Regions from separate parts of the Mus musculus genome. Here regions 2 and 3 are each linked to region 1. The links are chromatin loops, found by intact Hi-C in ENCODE. Cell type or tissue: heart. All regions are shown on one strand. Links, peaks and the distances in the headings refer to the core of each region. The heading gives the core; the rest is flanking DNA.

The links. A loop is a pair of places that touch in the nucleus more often than their neighbours do. Peaks named below come from ENCODE experiments on the same cell type or tissue, not always from the same donor. Only the 100,000 strongest peaks of a DNase experiment are listed, where the experiment ranks them.
Region 2: it touches region 1 in a loop (7-fold over the local background); 17 of 42 quality-filtered maps call a loop at or near these places.
Region 3: a loop joins it to region 1, with 5 times the contacts of the local background. A loop is called at or near these places in 3 of 42 quality-filtered maps.

Annotation. Positions count from the first base shown.
Region 1 is chr9:13,229,247-13,235,162 of GRCm38, reverse strand. No RefSeq gene overlaps it. Among named protein-coding and RNA genes, the nearest start is that of Jrkl, 14 kb to the left of the region's middle. In heart, for the core only: a CTCF peak has its summit at 3,435 (motif pointing left); no DNase peak of the experiment used is centred there.
Region 2 is chr9:13,650,345-13,656,260 of GRCm38, reverse strand. All of the region lies in intron 2 of Maml2 (mastermind like transcriptional coactivator 2), which reads right to left. Among named protein-coding and RNA genes, the nearest start is that of Gm51666, 43 kb to the right of the region's middle. In heart, for the core only: a CTCF peak has its summit at 3,074 (motif pointing right); no DNase peak of the experiment used is centred there; H3K27ac peaks cover 365 bases.
Region 3 is chr9:14,497,314-14,503,229 of GRCm38, reverse strand. Kdm4d (lysine (K)-specific demethylase 4D) reads left to right here and starts at 2,748. Exons shown (of 2, transcript NM_173433.2): 1 at 2,748-3,122. Cwc15 (CWC15 spliceosome-associated protein) reads right to left here and starts at 2,611. Exons shown (of 7, transcript NM_023153.3): 1 at 2,449-2,611; 2 at 1,176-1,314; 3 at 304-416. The coding sequence starts at 1,306. In heart, for the core only: no CTCF peak of the experiment used is centred there; a DNase peak (open chromatin) is centred at 2,659; H3K4me3 peaks cover 2,188 bases; H3K27ac peaks cover 1,242 bases.

The DNA.
Region 1 (5,916 bases), core at 596-5,595:
TTGGGATCTGAACTGAGGTTCCATGCTTGTCCCTTGAGCCATTGCTCCAGATCCTAGATAGACCTTCTCAACTTCAATGGTAGTCCAGCTAGCTGGTTGGGGGGGAGGGGTGAGGTGGGGTGATGCTGTGTACTACAGCACTCCTAACAACCTCTCTGAACCCTGTTAACCACCTTTTCTCTGCTGAAGTTCTTTCTGACCAAACAAATAGTCTGCAGACACTGCCAAGTGTTCCAAAGGGCTCACAATGGTCCCATCTCATGGCTACTTTGCCTAGGTACATGGTCTACTTTCCAAGTTACTGACAATGATATCTGTAATTAAATCACTTCCTTCTGCCCACCATCTGGTGGTTATTTCTGGGGTGTCTATTTCTGCTAATTTTGTGCTTGCTAATAATAGGTTTTTGTCATGGTAGTATTGCCCTTCACGATGCTAATTCCTTGGTTTCTGCAACTTGTAGTGAAACAAACATGCTAGAAGCTTAGCACAGTTCTTCCCCTTCTTCTCTTTCTTTTCTTCTTCTTCTTCTTCTTCTTCTTCTTCTTCTTCTTCTTCTTCTTCTTCTTCTTCTTCTTCTTTTCTTGTAAGTCTTGGCTAGAATGTGAGTTTTTAAGTGAAGTTTTTTGTTTTTTTTTTTTTTTTCGTCCGAGACAGGGTTTCTCTGTATAGCCCCGACTGTCCTGGAACTCACTCTGTAGACCAGGCTGGCCTCGAACTCAGGCTGGGATTAAAGGCGTGCGCCACCACGAATCTTAATTCATACTGTTTTACCTTGTGATTTTTGCATCTTCTAAGCCATTAGGTTTCTTTATGTGAAGTTAGCACATAGTGAAAGAGGATATGATAAATACACAGTAGCTTCTTTTTCCCAGAAATGAGGATTAAACTAAGATCTTACATATACTAGGCAATTCCCCAGGCCTTGCTCTTGTGCCTTCCTTTCCTCAGCAGCTATGTATTGGTAGAATCCAGTGGGATATCTACCAATCTATCCATGTGGGATAGATACTGGGCTAGGAATGGGCCGAACGGTGGGATACCTCCCCAACCAGTCAGCTGCTTTGCATGGACAGGTTCATACAAAATAATAAAGGAAAGTAAATGTTTTGGTCAGTCATTAGCACTTTTTGAAATCAAGAACAATTATTCTCACAGAATCACTCCCAGGTCTTTTAAGAATGATCAGTATGGATCTTTGCAGAGGATTTGATCTAGGATAACTATGTTTTGTTTTGTTTTGTTTTGTTTTGTTTTTTAATTCCCAGGTTTCTTAATGCAGCCATCTTTGGGAAATACAAGATAATTTGCAAGGTATCAGAATAGAAAATATAGGAATGAGACTAATGGCTTCCTTTGATACAACATTAAATCGGGGCTTTGTATAAAGAAACAAGAAAGCTGGATATACACCCTAGCCTGTAAGTTTTGCATGCTCCCTACTTTGAGATGGTGTCATGTTCTGTCATCTTATGTGCCCTTTCACTAGCAGTCTTCCTGCCCTAACCTCCCCAGAGGTTACAGGATTATAGAAATGTGTACAACTCACAGCTGAAATCCTGAGACCCAATATCCAGTTGGGGGAGAGTGGGCACTTTACTTACCCGTCTCTCTTCTGTTTAGAGCCTTGGATTTTTATATTGTGGTTCTTTGTACTCTATGGTCTTGCACATAGTTTGTTAGGTTTATTTTTATTTTCACGATGCAACAGATGGGCCCATGGTGCTACACGCTGTTCCTGATCTATTTCCCAACCCCCAGGTTTATTTTCTGGTATTGTCTTTCTTTCTTTAGTACTACTGTAAGTGGTGTGTTTCTGTATTTAAACCCCAATCACTCATTTCTGGAATATGTGAAAATAATTAAAATTTGAATATTGACTTGTGTCTTGAAGCCTACTATTACCAAATCAAGCACAACTTCTAATAGTTGTTACTTTTTAATCGATTCTTTAAAATCTCCTACTAAACCTGCCATGTCATTCATGAACAAAGGGAGTTTGATTTCTTCCTGCCCCAGTATGTACAAGCCTTTTCATTTTTTCTTTTGTAGACCAATTTTTCTTTCACATAATTAAAACAGAATAGTATTAACACACTTTAAACCCACATGTAACTAGGATTCTGAACATTAGTTCGAGGACTATTTTATAGTTATGACAACAACTGTCCCTGCTAAATGCAGCATGAACATGTAGGCTTTAGTTGACTTTGAAGACACCAGCAGCAGACAGATCAGCATCTCAGTACTGTGAGACCATGGTTGGTATATAAATTTGATAAGTGCTAAAGAACCAAAGGTGGGGTCAGAAAAGCAAGTCCCTTAAGGGAGAATATAGGAAGATTTCTGATAACATCAAATGAGTTTATAGAAAGAAGATGGCAGTCTTCCAACCATGATGATATGGGCTGAATCTCTGAAGCTGTAAGCCAGCCCCAGTTATAAAACTGACTATGGTCATATTGTCTCTTCACAGCAATGAAACCCTAGGACAAAATCCTAGCCCCCTTTCGATAGGAAGATATAGTCAGTAAAGTACAAACCTGGAACTAGTCAGACCATGTATGGAAACAATAAGAACATGTATCTTATGCAGTGGGGTAGAACTGCAGACGACAGTGAGTCCTCTCCCCCACTGACACCTAAGCTTCGCCAGCTCCTTGCCCTCTTTGGGGATGCCTGAGGATGAGAAAACTCAATGACTTCTGGAGAACAATGCACTATCAAGAACTAAATAAATAGTGGCTTGCACACAGCCTGTGGAGTTTAACATAGCTCCCTGGAGGAAACGGTTGAAAAATAAATGGGATTTTTTTCTTTGTATTTTAGCAGTCATTTCTAATGTTTGTAAGACCTCCTTGAGTGCTGAATTCCAAAATGAACATCACATGCTTGAAGAAGGCAGTAGTAAGTCTTTATAGGCAATTTACATCTTCTGTGAAAGGTGATATTCTTTAGGGTTTTTTTTTTTTTTTTCAGTATGGAAAAGTAGCACAAGAAAAAAAAAAAAAAGAAAGAACAGAAGGGATAGAGATATTGAAGTGTTAATTAGAACGCATAAGTGGACCCTCCGACTCCTTAGGCTGTATTTGTGAAGGAAACACAGCTTTGTAGGAGTGACAGATGTTGAGACTCTCAGAATCCCCATACAGAAGACCTGCAATTACATACCTGAATGTCCCTTCCCCCACTAAAAAAGACAAGTGTGCATACCTTGCAGAAAATCACAGAAGCTTAAAAATGGATATCTTTGTTGCTGTTTCTTGTTGAAATTTTGTCTTATTGACAGTTTTGAGTTGAACTTCATTTGGAAGCATGGGTGATCTTGAAGTCTTAATTTTTGACAAAGAAAATCCAGATAACAATTCTGGAGGTTTTGAGCCACCCAGAGCCACGCAGCTGCTCCCAAGCATGGTAAATGGACTGTGATTGCCATCTTGTGGTTGATTAGAACATTGCCTGCCGTAAAAAAAAAATAATGAGCTGTATTTAAATGTAAAAATACAATGATTGTGGGAACAAAAGCATGCAGTAACTCAGCAAATTAAACTTGCAGTTTCTTAACACATTGCATGTAAAATTTGTGTTGAAGTTCTTGCACGGGAGTTCCATTAGAAAGGAGCCCGTGTGATATTTAGCTTAGTAGAGGACTCAAAGATGAATGATATTTGCACTTGCTTTTCCTCAAATGTATATTTGAAGTCCAAGGCTCATTCTGTAAATTAGACCCTCTCTGTCACTCTTTGCACTTTTCCATACAATTAAAAGCATAGACATGAGTTACCATCTAACCATTGCTAACGTTGGCAACCCTGTCACTCTGAGCTTTTTCTGACTGTCTAGGTGGGGTATAAGAGCTCTAAAGGACAATTTCTTAAGAATGCAAATGTGCTCTTTGTTCCATATTTCTTATGATTTTAAGCCATTGGTTTGTTTCTTTACCATATGAAGCTTTGCTTTGTGAGCTGCCCGAGCTTTGTCACCAAGTAAGTAAAACAAGCATCCCCAGCCCCTAGGCACCAAGTGACTAAACTCAAGGTTGAGGTGTATGTGTACATACAGAAGTTATACTAAAAATAAGGTGCTGTTTGGGTGACTTTGACATAGTGTATGCATTTAATACATGCATATACTTAATTTATGCATAGATGTTCAGTGGAACCATCTGGAGGGAGAAAGGGACAGTGGGGAGGATCGAACAAAGTAAGGATAGTGGTCTGGAGGGATGTATTCAACATGTAGCTCACACCTGCAGGAAACGTAAACAATGAAGAGGAGCAGCAGAAAGAGAAGACTGTCCAGAAACCCCACAGCAAAGAGCAGATTACAGTAGCCAGTTAAGGCTACATGACTCCAGTCAGAGGAACAATGGTGCTCTGGCATTCCAATGCTGCCCCGTTTCCAGTCTCGTGACCCCTGCCCTGACCCCTGGAAGAAAGTCAACACCAGGGGAGTCTCTGTTCGATGTATTTTTTCTGCTTCCTTTGTTTTGTTAAACTGGCAATGCTGAGTTTTTTTCTAGAAACAGGTCATAAAACCAGGAGGTTCCACTTCATTGGGAAACTTGCCATAAACTGTGGGCACAGATACTGAAAAACTCCAACACCTGCAGTTATATTTCCAGTACTTCACCTACTTAGGTTTCATAACTTTCTTCAAAGACAGGCAGCCTTTTCCCCCTTTAAACATGAAAATATAGTTCCTATTTTCTAATAAGGAGTACCTACCCAATTCTGCAGGCTACCAAAAGATAAAACACAAATACCAACCTAGCCATAAAATACTTGGTCTACAATCTATCCTTTCTGAAAAATATGCTGGGGCAATAGTGACACAAAACTTCTAGGAATAACCAACCAATATCTGATTTGATTCAAGACCCACTCCATGTGATGGATTTTATACCTGACACTGCATGGGTGACCAAAAACCAGACACTAGATAGCCCAGAGACCTAGGGTAAAACTAAATCCTACTGTCATAAAACCAAACAACAACCAAAGCTCATGATAAAGTGACTCTTAATGACACTCTGCTATGGTAACAAATACAGAGATACAGCCAGATATTACTCTGTCTGTCTGTCTGTCTGTCTGACTGTCTGACTGACTGTCTTTGTCTCTCTGTCTCTCTCCCCACTCCACCCCCTCTCTCACACACACAGTAGAGGGACCTTGGAACACACAGCTCTAAATGGGATGTTCCTACCATATCTCTCCTCTCAGAGCTAATGTGACCCTTAGGAGGAGGAGACAGGAAGAGTGTAAGAGCTAGAGGGGCCAGAAGATATCTGGTAAACAAGAGCTTCTGAATCAATTGAGCAAAATTCATAGGAACTCACAAAGACGGAATCAGCAAGCACCAGTCTGTATCAGGTCCCCTGTGTACGTATTTTGGTTTTCAGTTTAGTGTTTTTCTGGGACTCCTGAGTGTATGAAAGAGTGGGTTTCTGATTCTTGTGCCTACTCTTGGGGCTCTTTTGCTTTTGTTGTTTTGCCATTTCTAATATTGATGTGTTTTTTTTTGTTTTAACTTATTATATCTTTTTTTAAATTATGTTTTGTTGCTATCTTTTAGAAGCCTGTTCTTTTCTAGTGAGAGAATGGAAGGGGATCTGGATGAGAGGGGAGGTGGGGAGGCACTGGGAGATGTAGAAGGAAGGGAAACTGTAACTAGGATATGTTCTATAAGAAAATGATCCATTTTTAATACAAGGGGGAAAATTATTACAATAAAAAGAGTACATATTTAAAAACCAAAACAAAACCAAATCTCCTAAACAAGAAAACCAAACTAAACCATGAAAAGGAATAGGAGTACATGTATAAAAAAATCTCTTATAGATGATTTAGGGATGTTTAGAATTGAAATGCTGGTGTGCATATATGATAGGGCAGAGACAGACCTAAATGGTGA
Region 2 (5,916 bases), core at 638-5,637, 420 kb before region 1:
GGTCTCCTCTCTTTCTTCACTCTTCTACAACCCAGAATTTCCTGCCCAGCCAATGGTTCCACTCACAATTAGGATGGGTCTCTTGCGTCAACCAATATAGTCAAGACAACTCCACTGGGCTACTCTCAAAGGCTAACTTAATATAAGCATTTCTCACAGATGTGTCCAGAGGCACACCTCCTAGGTGTCCAGCTGACAAGGTATCCATCATGCTCTGTACCACAAAACAACAGCAGCAGCAAGCCACCTCCAACTCTCAGAAAGACTTCTCAGTCCCTTCATTATTCAGTGCAGTTTTTATGTGTCTCTCAGAAGCATCTTCTCAGTGACTGCCGAGAGAAAGGTCCCAGAGGCATCACCTAGGCCCAGGATTGGGGTCATCGGTATACTCACAACAGACTTGGCAGCACACACTAGGAAACTTTCCATGCCTTAGAATACCACCCCCCCCCCCCGCCACCAAGAAGTACACACTACATGGACAGTGTCAGATGTTAAGAATTTCTTTCTACACATGAAATTGAAATTCCCCATTATTTATACTTAACAAGCTATGCTCATACAGAAATAAACAAGCTGGTCAGGAATGGGTCTCCTGTTTGCCATACTCTAAAACCTCAGGTACAACCATCCCACTCTGCCTTTTCCCAGTTTTCCTGACCATGGCTCTGACCTGTGGCCAGCCTAACTGAAGGCTGCTTTGCATGACATCACTTTGATAGTGAGAATCTTGTCTGGCTGTGTGGTCTTAGATGCATTTTCCATGTTCTAAGTGTCTTCCAACACTTACAAGACCCGCGGTGCTGACCATACTGACTTCCATGGCTGCTTGGGTCTCTCTGTAGCTCCAGAGCCTACTTGACTCTCTTTGCTAAAAGGTCTTATGAGATGGCTTTCTTCTCTGCTTTCCCTAGGATGGAACTTGAAGCTTAACCTAATACAAGGTGGTTCCTGACAGAGCAAAGTAGAACTCCACATAACTGTCTATTCTGGCCAGCTGATGAACCCTAGTCACGCAGGTCCTGTGCTGTTGTGAGCACAGAAAACCCATGAAGACAAGATGTATTCCATGAGATACTCAAAGTCATTTATCATTTAACTGACACAACATATTCACCCTTTCAATAAAACGTAGAACGTTGATTCTAAAACTCTCATAAAAGAATTGGTCACCACTTCCTCTAGCTTGGAGTTCTAAGATGTCTTACTCAATGAAGAAAACCACGGATGGCTATACTAGAGGCTTCTCCAATGAGAATCCTCCCAAAGAGGAATGCTGATTATCTCAGAAAAAGAAACGATATAAATAAACATAATACAAAATTGAGGTGCTGGGACACAATTATAAATCGCTCTGCTTGACTCTTGCCATCTTCCAGGGCAGAGGCAGGTTGGTCTCTGTGGCAAAGAATAGACCACCAGCTGTTGTATGTTCTGCCAAGAGCAGAGAGAGTTATTATAAATAATCAGCAGCAGTATGTCCTTTGGGGCTGGGCAGTGTGTGTGTGTGTGTGTGTGTGTGTGTGTCTGGAAATAGAGGGTGCTAGAGGGATGGAGGCAGGGCCAACATGGCAGAGGATGAGCTAGAAGTTTTTCTGTGTACCTAGGCTCCTATTACATCACAGGGGCAGTTATGTAATGTGCCTCCGTTTATAACCAGAATGGAAGTAAAGGGAGCATCTTCATTAGCAGTGACACAGCGTAAGTCACGTGGATAGGCCATCAGTGTGCTTGTGGGCATCTTCCCTTCCCTTCTGCATCTGTCTGCATTTTGTTAACTCCTTGCCTCCTTTTGGGCATACATGTGTGTTTTTAAAGTGGAAGCAGAGACAGAGCTTGGTGCCCTGCTTTTAAGGTCTCCTCACAGAAGAAATGTATGGTGTTGATTTTACAATTTTATATCCTATCATAAGGTCCCTTTTAAAAAGGAACTATAGTAGCAACACGTAGGTCTCCCAACATTTCCCTGTGACAGATTCACCCACCCCATGAGCCTTTGTAGCCAGATGCAGGCCATAGTTCCTCACTTCATTTTTTTCAGGCCATTCTTCTGAACATGGAGAAATACCATCCTGCTCAAATCTAATTCTAAGCTGTAACTCAACTCAGGTATATGTTAGAGGGATGCTGCCCAGGAAAGACAAATAATTAGTGTCTGATATTTAAAATTCACGTGTGTGTGTGTGTGTGTGTGTGTGTTCCTGAGTGTGACTGTTTTGCTCTGTGAACCTGGAGTTTCCTGATCTGGTGAACCTGGCTGACTAGAGATCCATCTGTCTCTGCCTCTGTAGCCCTGGCATCCTAAGAGTATGCCACCATGCCTAGCTTTTCCTGTGGGTTCTAGCTCGGGTCCTTACCAGTTAAACATTTTTTCCTGGCTCTGTTTTCTTTTTTTAAATTACATTTTTAGCAGTTTACATTCAGACAGTAACATTTATCTTCATGTCTAACAAGTGGGAAGATTGAGTCTCCAAAACGTGAAATGATTTATTCAACCAGCTAAGGAAACCCAAGGCGGGGCCAGGCTTAACAGGTATTCCAGCCAATATGACTATAATAGAAAATTCTAAGACAGATCTACAAAGGCTTTATCATATAGTTCCCTAACAGGAGCAGTGTGGAGAAAATGGAGTTCAAGTCTCAGAGGAAGGAACCTCTGCTTAGCCTGTATTGATGTTTTACACATTGTTTCACTTTTATGTTTGCCCTTTATGCCCACAGAAGCCCATTCCCCCTCCCCACATTCGCTCTCTCTATTTTTTTACATTGCCCCTAGCTTTAATTTTAGAAGCCTTTGAGTGCATCTTTGTGGATTTATTCCTTCTTGAAACAGGAGCAGGAATTTTACCTGTGTTCCCATGCCTTCAAACTAAATGACAAATTCTGGGATCTAACACTGAGCACAGATAGCAAAGACAAGATTGATTCTAATCCGAAAAATAAAGTTCAAATATTGACACTTTACGGTTAGAGAGTTTCCAATCTACCTGGGGCCATGGAAGTAGAGTTTACTTAATTTAGCTATCAGGCTGTTCATTGTGTTTTCTGGCCCTATAAATTTGTGTTGTAGTATCTTGAATATCCAGCAGATGGCATCTGCTCCAAAACTCAAAAATTCCATTTCCATAGTATGGCAAGCAGGGAATAGACACATAGAAGCCTCTCTCTTCATCGACTTCTCCACTCACTACCAAGAAAGGGCTTCTGGAACACTGAGGGTAGAAAATACAGCTACTGCATGGTGAGAGCTATTCTCTGTCCATACCTGTAGACCTCAGTAATTTGTAAGGGAAATAGAATTAGAATAAATCCTGATGAATCTCCCAAACGGACAACTATCAGTTTCAGTTATTTTACTAAGTGAGATAAGAGAGCAATCTTAGTGTCAGAGTGGTGGGTGTGTGTGCTAATCTCAAACCTCCCACCAAAGAGAGACAGGCAAAGGCAGCACAGTATAACATTTTCAAATCGGAGCCAGCTCCTCCAAGAAGCAAGGACACAGCCCCATGACAGATGCCTTCTCACGGATGTGAGGAGACGGATACGGAATGTGATTGAATGACTTCTAATGTTTCACGACACCTTTGCTCCATAGCTTTGAAAAGCTTACACATGAACACACTGATCCCTATCCAGATGAGCCAGGGGCCCCATCCTTTTGTGTCAAGCACAAAGAGGAAGGCGAGTGCAGCAGAGACAGAGACAAAGGAACAGCCTGTGCAACCAAGCGCTGAACATGATTTAAACAGCCAACTTAGTAAACATCAATTCTCAGGCTGTATTCTGTGAATTGGAGTCAACCTCCAAAGGAAATGCAGGCTTACACTGAAAGGATTGCTTCTGCTAAGACAATGCAAAGTCGCATCTTTGTGCCGTAAGTCATCTCCCTGAAAGATGCTGACAAGACAAAGGCCTCAAAGTGAAAAGGTGAAACCGGCTCATTTGAAAAAGGGAAAAAGGAACCGCATTAGAGCTTCTTTGTTTAACACTCTGGTACCCGTGTTTTGTATTGTCAGAGATCAGTGTGCCTTTGAGGAGAGAGAGGGCTTAGAAATGGAGAGAATGTGCGGCTTGCTGTGTGACTTTCTATGAATCACTTTCTCACCCTGGACATAAAGTTTCCATTCTGGTCACATAAGAGGGTGGGAGCAAATGATTGCTGTGTTTTCCACATGGTTATGATGAAGCTCCCTCCTCACATTCACACATAAGTGAGAGTCTGAAGACTGGGTGGTAGAGGCTTGGAGAAGTGGGGACCAGTGCTGGCCCATCAAAATGGAACCGTGGGGAAGGCACTGCACATGAAACTATCTCGGAATCCTTTGAGCCTCTCATTTGGATGGTTGTTTTCTAAGAATACAATAGAAGCTCTGGTTTGGAAGTCAAAGCCCCAGAAAGGAAATACATTTTGTCTTAAACGTTAATAATGTTAACGCTTGAGAATCATGTGCACTTTGACCACTTCCTTTTTTACACGCAGCAGGGTCCAAGGATATTTCTTTTTTTGTTGTTTGTTTGTTTGTTTTTGTTTTTCGAGATAGGGTTTCTCTGTATAGCCCTGGCTGTCCTGGAACTCACTTTGTAGACCAGGCTGGCCTCAAACTCAGAAATCCACCTGCCTCTGCCTCCCGAATGCTGGGATTAAAGGCATGCACCACCACCGCCCAGCTCCAAGGATATTTCTAAGACTGGAATTTTGAGTTGCCTGACATCTCCTGCCTCAGTCACAGTCAAACACACAATATATTTCCTCAGAAGTGTGGACTTAGAACATTTGAACTTAAGGCTGAGTGTGTACAGAACCTGTAGAATGTATCTTTGACCTCTTGGCTTCTGGAGACACACATTTCCTTTGTTTATTCACAAGTCTACTTTATTCTCCCCTCAGATTTAATTATTTTCCAGTTCTCATTTGCATATGTGTAGGCTACCATCCATTCACAATCTGCTGAGACCTACACGTGGGAGGCACAAAGCTTCCCATTCCATAAAAGGACTGGATACCATGGACAAGCCACTTCCCCTGCAGTGCTCTCAGAGAGCCCTGCCCTGCCCTAGCAAGTGTGCTGGAGATGAAGTATGCCATTTGGTGTGTGCATCTACATCTTCAGCATGCCATTGTGTACCAGATACAGCAGAGAAATGGGATCATTCTATTAGACACCCGTAGTCTGTTGGGACTGGGAGGGACATTACAGAACCAACTAAAGTTACCCTTCAGTTTACATGTGAGAGAAATGAATCTCACTGGTGTAAGATTGGCAGAGATAACCCAGGTGGTGGGATGATGCTAGACTGTGATCCTTATTTTATTTTATATTTTGCATGCCCAATTCAGATACATGCCCATAATTACTCTGCTTTCAGCATCTCTCTACTGTCCTGAATTTTTCTGTTTTTCCACCTCTCAAATTTGTGAGTTTGCTTTTGAGATAGGGTCTCATGTAGCCCAGGCAGGCTTTAAACTTCCTATGTCACTGAGGATTATCTTGACCTTCTAATCCCCCTGCCTCCACCTCCCAAGTGCTGGGGTTGCAGGTTAACAAGCCTTGTTTATGTGATGCTGGCCCACACATGCCAGACACGCACTGTACCTATAAGCCCTCACCTATAAATGAATTAAAGGATTTTTTTTGAAGCTAACACTCTAGGAGTGACATCCTGATTCAGGACCTTAGATACCTTCTGAATGCAACATAAGTCAAAATGACCTTGTTACCATACATTCCTCTTTCTACCACCAGTCTATTCAGTTTGCTGTACACTCACTCATTCATCCAAACCTCTATCTGTGTTTCTACCTTTAGGCCAATGACCTCGGAGGGTCGAGCCCTCATCTCAGTGCAGCAAACAGAACTAGATGTCCTTTCTCCTCGAAAAGCTAGCAGCATGACTGTCAGTGCTCCTGAAGACTCT
Region 3 (5,916 bases), core at 638-5,637, 1.3 Mb before region 1:
AATTAGTGAGAATGCAGATCACAGCATCTTAGGAGACCTACCCAATGCTCACATGTAGTAGAAACACAAAAAGGATAACTGATGCTTCTCTCAAAACTCTTCAATTACATTCGGTGTCCCAGACAGAAGGCCTAGTATCAATGCATGATAGTATCAATGCATGGGACTGGAACAAACCTCATTCTCATCTCTAATCATTCATCAAAGAGATACAGCTCACAAAAATGCTACTTATTTCCAATTACCAGGATACACACAGTTTCTGCACACAACTGAGACAGACATGACGGACAGTACGGGTACCTCGAGTTGGGCGGTCCCTGTTTTTGTCCCTTGCAGCAGCTCTCTCTCTCTCTTCCAGTTCTCTCCTGAAGTCACGGTTTCGAACCTCTTCAGGGGCATCCTGTGTGGTTTGTCTTAAGTAGGAAAAACAAAACAAAACACGTCAAAAATGTTGGCCTCACTTGTCAAGGAAAAGAACCTATATAGCTTCAACAATTTAAGACAATCCAGAATGTAACTGTCTGTCAACAACAAAAAGGAAGAAGATAAGACAATATCCCAATCTGAGGGTTAATACACTCGTAGTGTTCCTTATCACTAGAACAACAAACTAAAGCACACAATTGCCTACAACAGAATGTCTTTGGCTTTTAAAAAAAAAGATTTATTTATTTTATGTATATGACTACACCATTGCTCTCTTTAGACACACCAGAAGAGGACATCAGACCCCTCCGATGGTTGTGAGCCACCATCTGGTTGCTAGGAATTGAACTCTGGACCTCTGGAAGAGCAGTGCTCTTAACTGCTGAGAAATCTCTCTAACCCATGTCTTCGGCTTTTTAAAACAGTCCACCAATTCAAGGGCTGTTAGAGCAACACTTCCATATTCACTACAGCTCCGTCTTCTCTGATGTGATTATCATGACTAATGAGTGCTTCATCTACACATAGCAATTCCTGGTTCAAAGGAACTTATGCTGGAAGACTGTCTAGCAACTTTACCTGTAGGGCGTAATTTTATTGTAAACTTTTTTGAAATACTTCTCTTTGGAGATCAGTAACCTAAATACTATAATTTAGACATGACCATAAGTCATATATATACATACATATATATAGAGAGAGGCTTGGTCCCATTCTGTGAACAAGACAAATGAAGGCCTTCTTACCTGTACTTTATCTTTGTATGAGAGGGAAGATCTCTGCTTGAATACTGCTTGGAGAGCTGGCTCAAATCCCCTTCTCCTTTTCCTCTCCCACCTCTTGCAGGTTCAAAAGTTGGCCTGGCTGCTGTTGTCATCTTTTAGTCTTCGGCAAAAGTGAATTTAAGTTATACTTTCATTTTACAGATAACTCAAAAATATCTATTCTTAAATCCTTCTCAAACTCCCCAAAATTGCTTAGTTTGCTTCAACACAAGTTCCTAAAAATCCGAATTATGAAACTCAGGGTGTTTACTAGGCAACTCTTATTCAGTATAAATAACTACTATGAAGATCTGAGTTAGTGCTTCTGTTCTGGCTGGGTAGCCCTGGGCAAGTCTTCTAGCTCGTTTCTGTCATTTGTGGAATGCCGACATTTCTATAGTATTATGAGATTCCCATACATGATGTCAGATCTTGCACAACAGTGTAGTGTAGCTTTTAAAATAAATGACTTAAAAAAATGTTATCCCACTAGCACTAGCTTCTCTGAGATTTTATTTTATTCTTTTTTAAAAAAAATTTATTCTTTTTTTTTTTTTTTTTTAATTATAGGATCTCACAATGTAACTGTCCGGCCAAGATTTGCTGTTCTACCAGAAACCTCACACTACAGCAAAGAACCCAATAAAAAACAAATTTCTTTTAAAGTCACAGTCAAACTTATTATGTTAAAATTTGTTTAAAGTCCCCAGTGACATTTACATGGGCAACCATTACCCCAGAATCTTGTTGACTCAATTTTCTTCTAAAGCAGTTACCACAACATTTATCAAGGCTGTAACTTCCGCGATGCTCAGAAAATCGGAACTCCACCCAACCAAGTATCAAGAACCCATCCTGAACTGGGTATGATGGGGGTACTCCTGTGATTCCAGAGCTTGGGAGGTGAAAGCAAAAGAATCGGGAGTTCGAAGCTAGCCTAGGCTACAAGAGAACCTTTGCCATTTTTAGCTGTCAAATAAGAATTGCAGCCTAACTGCAGGGCTACTAAATCTCCGTTAGCTTAAGCAGCTGCTCACACAGATCGTGTGTGAAGTGGGAGTTTCTCCCCATCCCACCCTCCTTTGCTTTTCTCAGTGTCTGAGGCGCTGCACCGGTGACCGCCCCGGGCTCGGCTTCAGCTCCGGACCACCATCCCTGCACCGCGGCCTGTACGATCGTCACGGGCTGCGGCGGCGACTCGGCTCCCCGGTGCCACCCACACAAGAACCACAAACCACCATGCCCGGCTGCTCACTCTGGCGGGGGTCCTACGCAGCACCTTCCGAAACTCACTCATGAACCAATGCGACCCTTAGCTCCCAGAAATCTCGGCGCCGGGGGCGCCAGGCCCAAGACCGGAAACAAAATGCAGAGCTTCCAGTTTTTACACCAGGGGCTCGGTTGAGACCCGGAAGCAAAACCTTCGCACTTCCAATGGCTGTGGAGAAGATGCGAACTCCACACCCGGAAGCAATTCCGGAGTTGTGTGTGTGTTTTTTTTTTTTTTTTTTTTAAACCGTCTCTCACAGGCTGACGCAGTGACCAATCAGCAAAGACACGGGAAAAAGATGGAATGACGTTGCCTAGGGGCGGAGCCAAGGCAGCTTAGGGGGCGGGCGTTTGAAACCGGTGCTTCATAGTCGACCCCAAATATCATCTTTTTTCCTTTGCGAACCAATTACTTAATCTCTCTTGCGTCTTTTCCTTTCCCGACCCCCTCCCAGACTCGTTCGCTGCGGTTCTGCGAGGACGGAGGCGCCAGGAGCCGGTCCGCGTCTCGCAAGAGAGATGTGAGGAGAGCTTGCCAACTGACCGACCCAACGGCTCCTGCTCCTCAGTAGACCCCGCAGCCTAGGGACTAGAGTTGTCACTTAAGTGGATATGAAGAAGGCGCAAATAAGTACGGGGGCAGCCACGAGCTTTCCAAAGGTACCATTCCTGCGAAACCACTAGCCTTGAAGGCAAGGGTTATAGTCGCATTGCTTGTTAAGATATATAAATATATAGATATATAGCTATATGCATTAAGCGTTGTAGCGTGAGGGGAGATGCTTGTGAGCGTTTACGATAGTGACAATTTATGGAGCAGTGGGCCTAACTGCCAGGAGGAGCACGAGATGGGATTAAGATGGCTTCGCCAACGTTGTCTTGTGCCCCATCATTGAGATCTTGGGGACGGCCGATGCTCGGTAAAGAGGATTCTGTTCTCCAGTTTATCTCAAGTGGAAGGGTCTCCTAAAATTGAACATTTCCGTTCTTTTCTGTCCTTCCTTTGGAACTTTTAAATGAAGAAAGAGAATTAGAAAAGAACCCACTCCCTCCCGAATGTGCCCGCTCCCCAAGTAGAAGGTGAAAGCTTCATATTTTTGCCCTGAGCCTCACACAAAGGACACCGCTTTCACATTAGTGACTCAAACCCAAAGATGGAGACCCTCTTCCTTCCCTCGTCACATCCTGTTCACCTGCCACTCTTGTCCAGTATTGTGAAAATTACCCTGAAGTTCCTTTGCTTGTCACCACACTCCTTCAGGCCACTGTCATTTCCTCTTGATTTGTAATTGCTTTCATAGGGACTTTCCTAGTTTTGCACAAACAGAGTGATTTTTTCAGATTACCAGGTAGTGGTTTTGACACTTAGGATAAAACAGCCTCTTGCTTTTACTTACACAGTCTGCCTCCTGCCTGCCTTTAGTCACAGGCACACCACACTCAAGATACACTCAACTGGACATTTCTGTTTCTTTCAACAAGGCAGGATTCCATTGTTTCATTTGAGTTTTGAGCCAAGCTCTTACAGTGCAGCCCAGGCTGGCTTTCAACTTAAGTTCAGGCATGCATTCATCTGTTTTTAAAGACTTGGGACTGTGTTCTTCACCTCTGCCTCCAAGACACCTGTAACTCGGTTCTTCAGGGCATAGCTTAGTGCTGCTTCCTCTGTGAGGTTTCCCCTGACATCTCTACTGGTCCCCACTTCCTCCCTTGCAAAAGTGTCTTTATGGCACCCAGTTCTATATTTCCATAATGCTGAACTCTAGTTGGGTTTACTCTTTGTTTATATTACCTCATGCACTTTTTTTCTTTGTGGTCAGAGGCAAAGTATTGAGACTAAGTATCTATTTTCTATGAGGCTCTCTTGGTTCTAACCCCAGTTCTGCCCTCCTTAGCTATGCACAGTTGGGCAAATTATCTTTCCTCTCCTATCTTCCATCCCTTGTGCAAAAAGTAAGGGTGATTTATTTTTATTGTTACCATGGTAATTACATCACTTTGTAAAGTGCTTAGAACTATCTCAGCAAGTGACTTTGTTGAGTCAGATTTGGCTGTTACTAATACTATTACGGTCTGACTAACCTTAGAACCTAAATTCCAGTAAAGCAGGAACCCTGCCTCTCTTCACTAGTGGCCTCTACATATAGAGCAGTACACCATACATGACAGAGCTTGAGTAAATACTAGTTAAGTGAATGACTAACATGTTATAAATACAGGAATGAAATTGCAGTGGCAAGATGGTGACAGGAAATGCTTACTTTTTATATTCCAGCTGACTTTATCAACTCAATAAGTCACCACAGTCCATTTGACTTTGAATTATTAATTAATTAACACTTGATGATGCCATTACAGTTTAGCATTAAAAAGTTAGTTCACAAAAGTAAAAGCATTTGATTAAAATAGTCTGGAAGTGTTAATGAGACAGGCAAAACAAAACAAACAAATAAAAAAACCCCTAACTTTTAAGTACCTGTAAATAATAAAATGATACCATAAAGCTTTTGACTTAAACAGTGAAAGCACTTAAGACAAAGAAATGAAGTTGGGGAGATGTCTGTATTAGCTAAGGTTCGCAGAGGAACAGAGCTGACAGTGAATAAAGAGTAGACTGGATTTACTGGATTGGTGTACATGGTACAGTACAGATGTTGACTCTGGAATGATTGAGAACTCAGAAGCCACACAGTCCACAAGACTACATGTCTCCGCAGTTTAAGACTGTCCCATTCTGGTGCCTGGAGGATTCATTCCTTGAGAGCCACTGGTCTTCATTCCACATTGGAAGTCTGAAGAATCTGAATTCTGATATCAACAATAACAAAAAAATGGTAGCAGCAGGGTGGATTAACTAGACAGCAACCTGAGAATAGGGGGGATGAACTGGACAGTGCTGTGGAAGACAAGCAGGCAAACCCCAGACTTTTCCCTTGGGCTGCCTTTTATCTGGCTGCCACCAGAAGCTGCTATTCGTATTTAATATATAATATTAATATAAAATAATCTGATCAAGAAAATTCCTCACAGGTAGTCCTGTCAGTTTACCTCTTACTTGACTCTAGGTCCAGTCAATTTGGCAGAATTAGCCATCTCCTTTCCTTCTCGGATCAGCCTTTTCCCTCCCCATCTTCCTGTAGACGACCTTGTGTGTGAGCTGTTGGTGCGTGTGCACATGGAGGCAAGAGGTCATGTTGGGGTTTTCCTTGGTTCTTTACCTTAGTGTTGGAAACAATCTCTCACTAAACCTCAGTCTATTGGGTTAGGCTAGATTGACTACCCAGAAGCCTGCCTTTCCATCCCTGGGATGTGACAGATGCTCTCTGCCACACCTAGCTTTTGTTAGGGTCAAAACTTGAGTCCTCTGCTTGTACAGCAAGCACTTCAACAGAACCATCTCCCCATTCCTATAGTAGATGGTCTTTGAATTTTGGAAAATAGAATCCCCTTTACA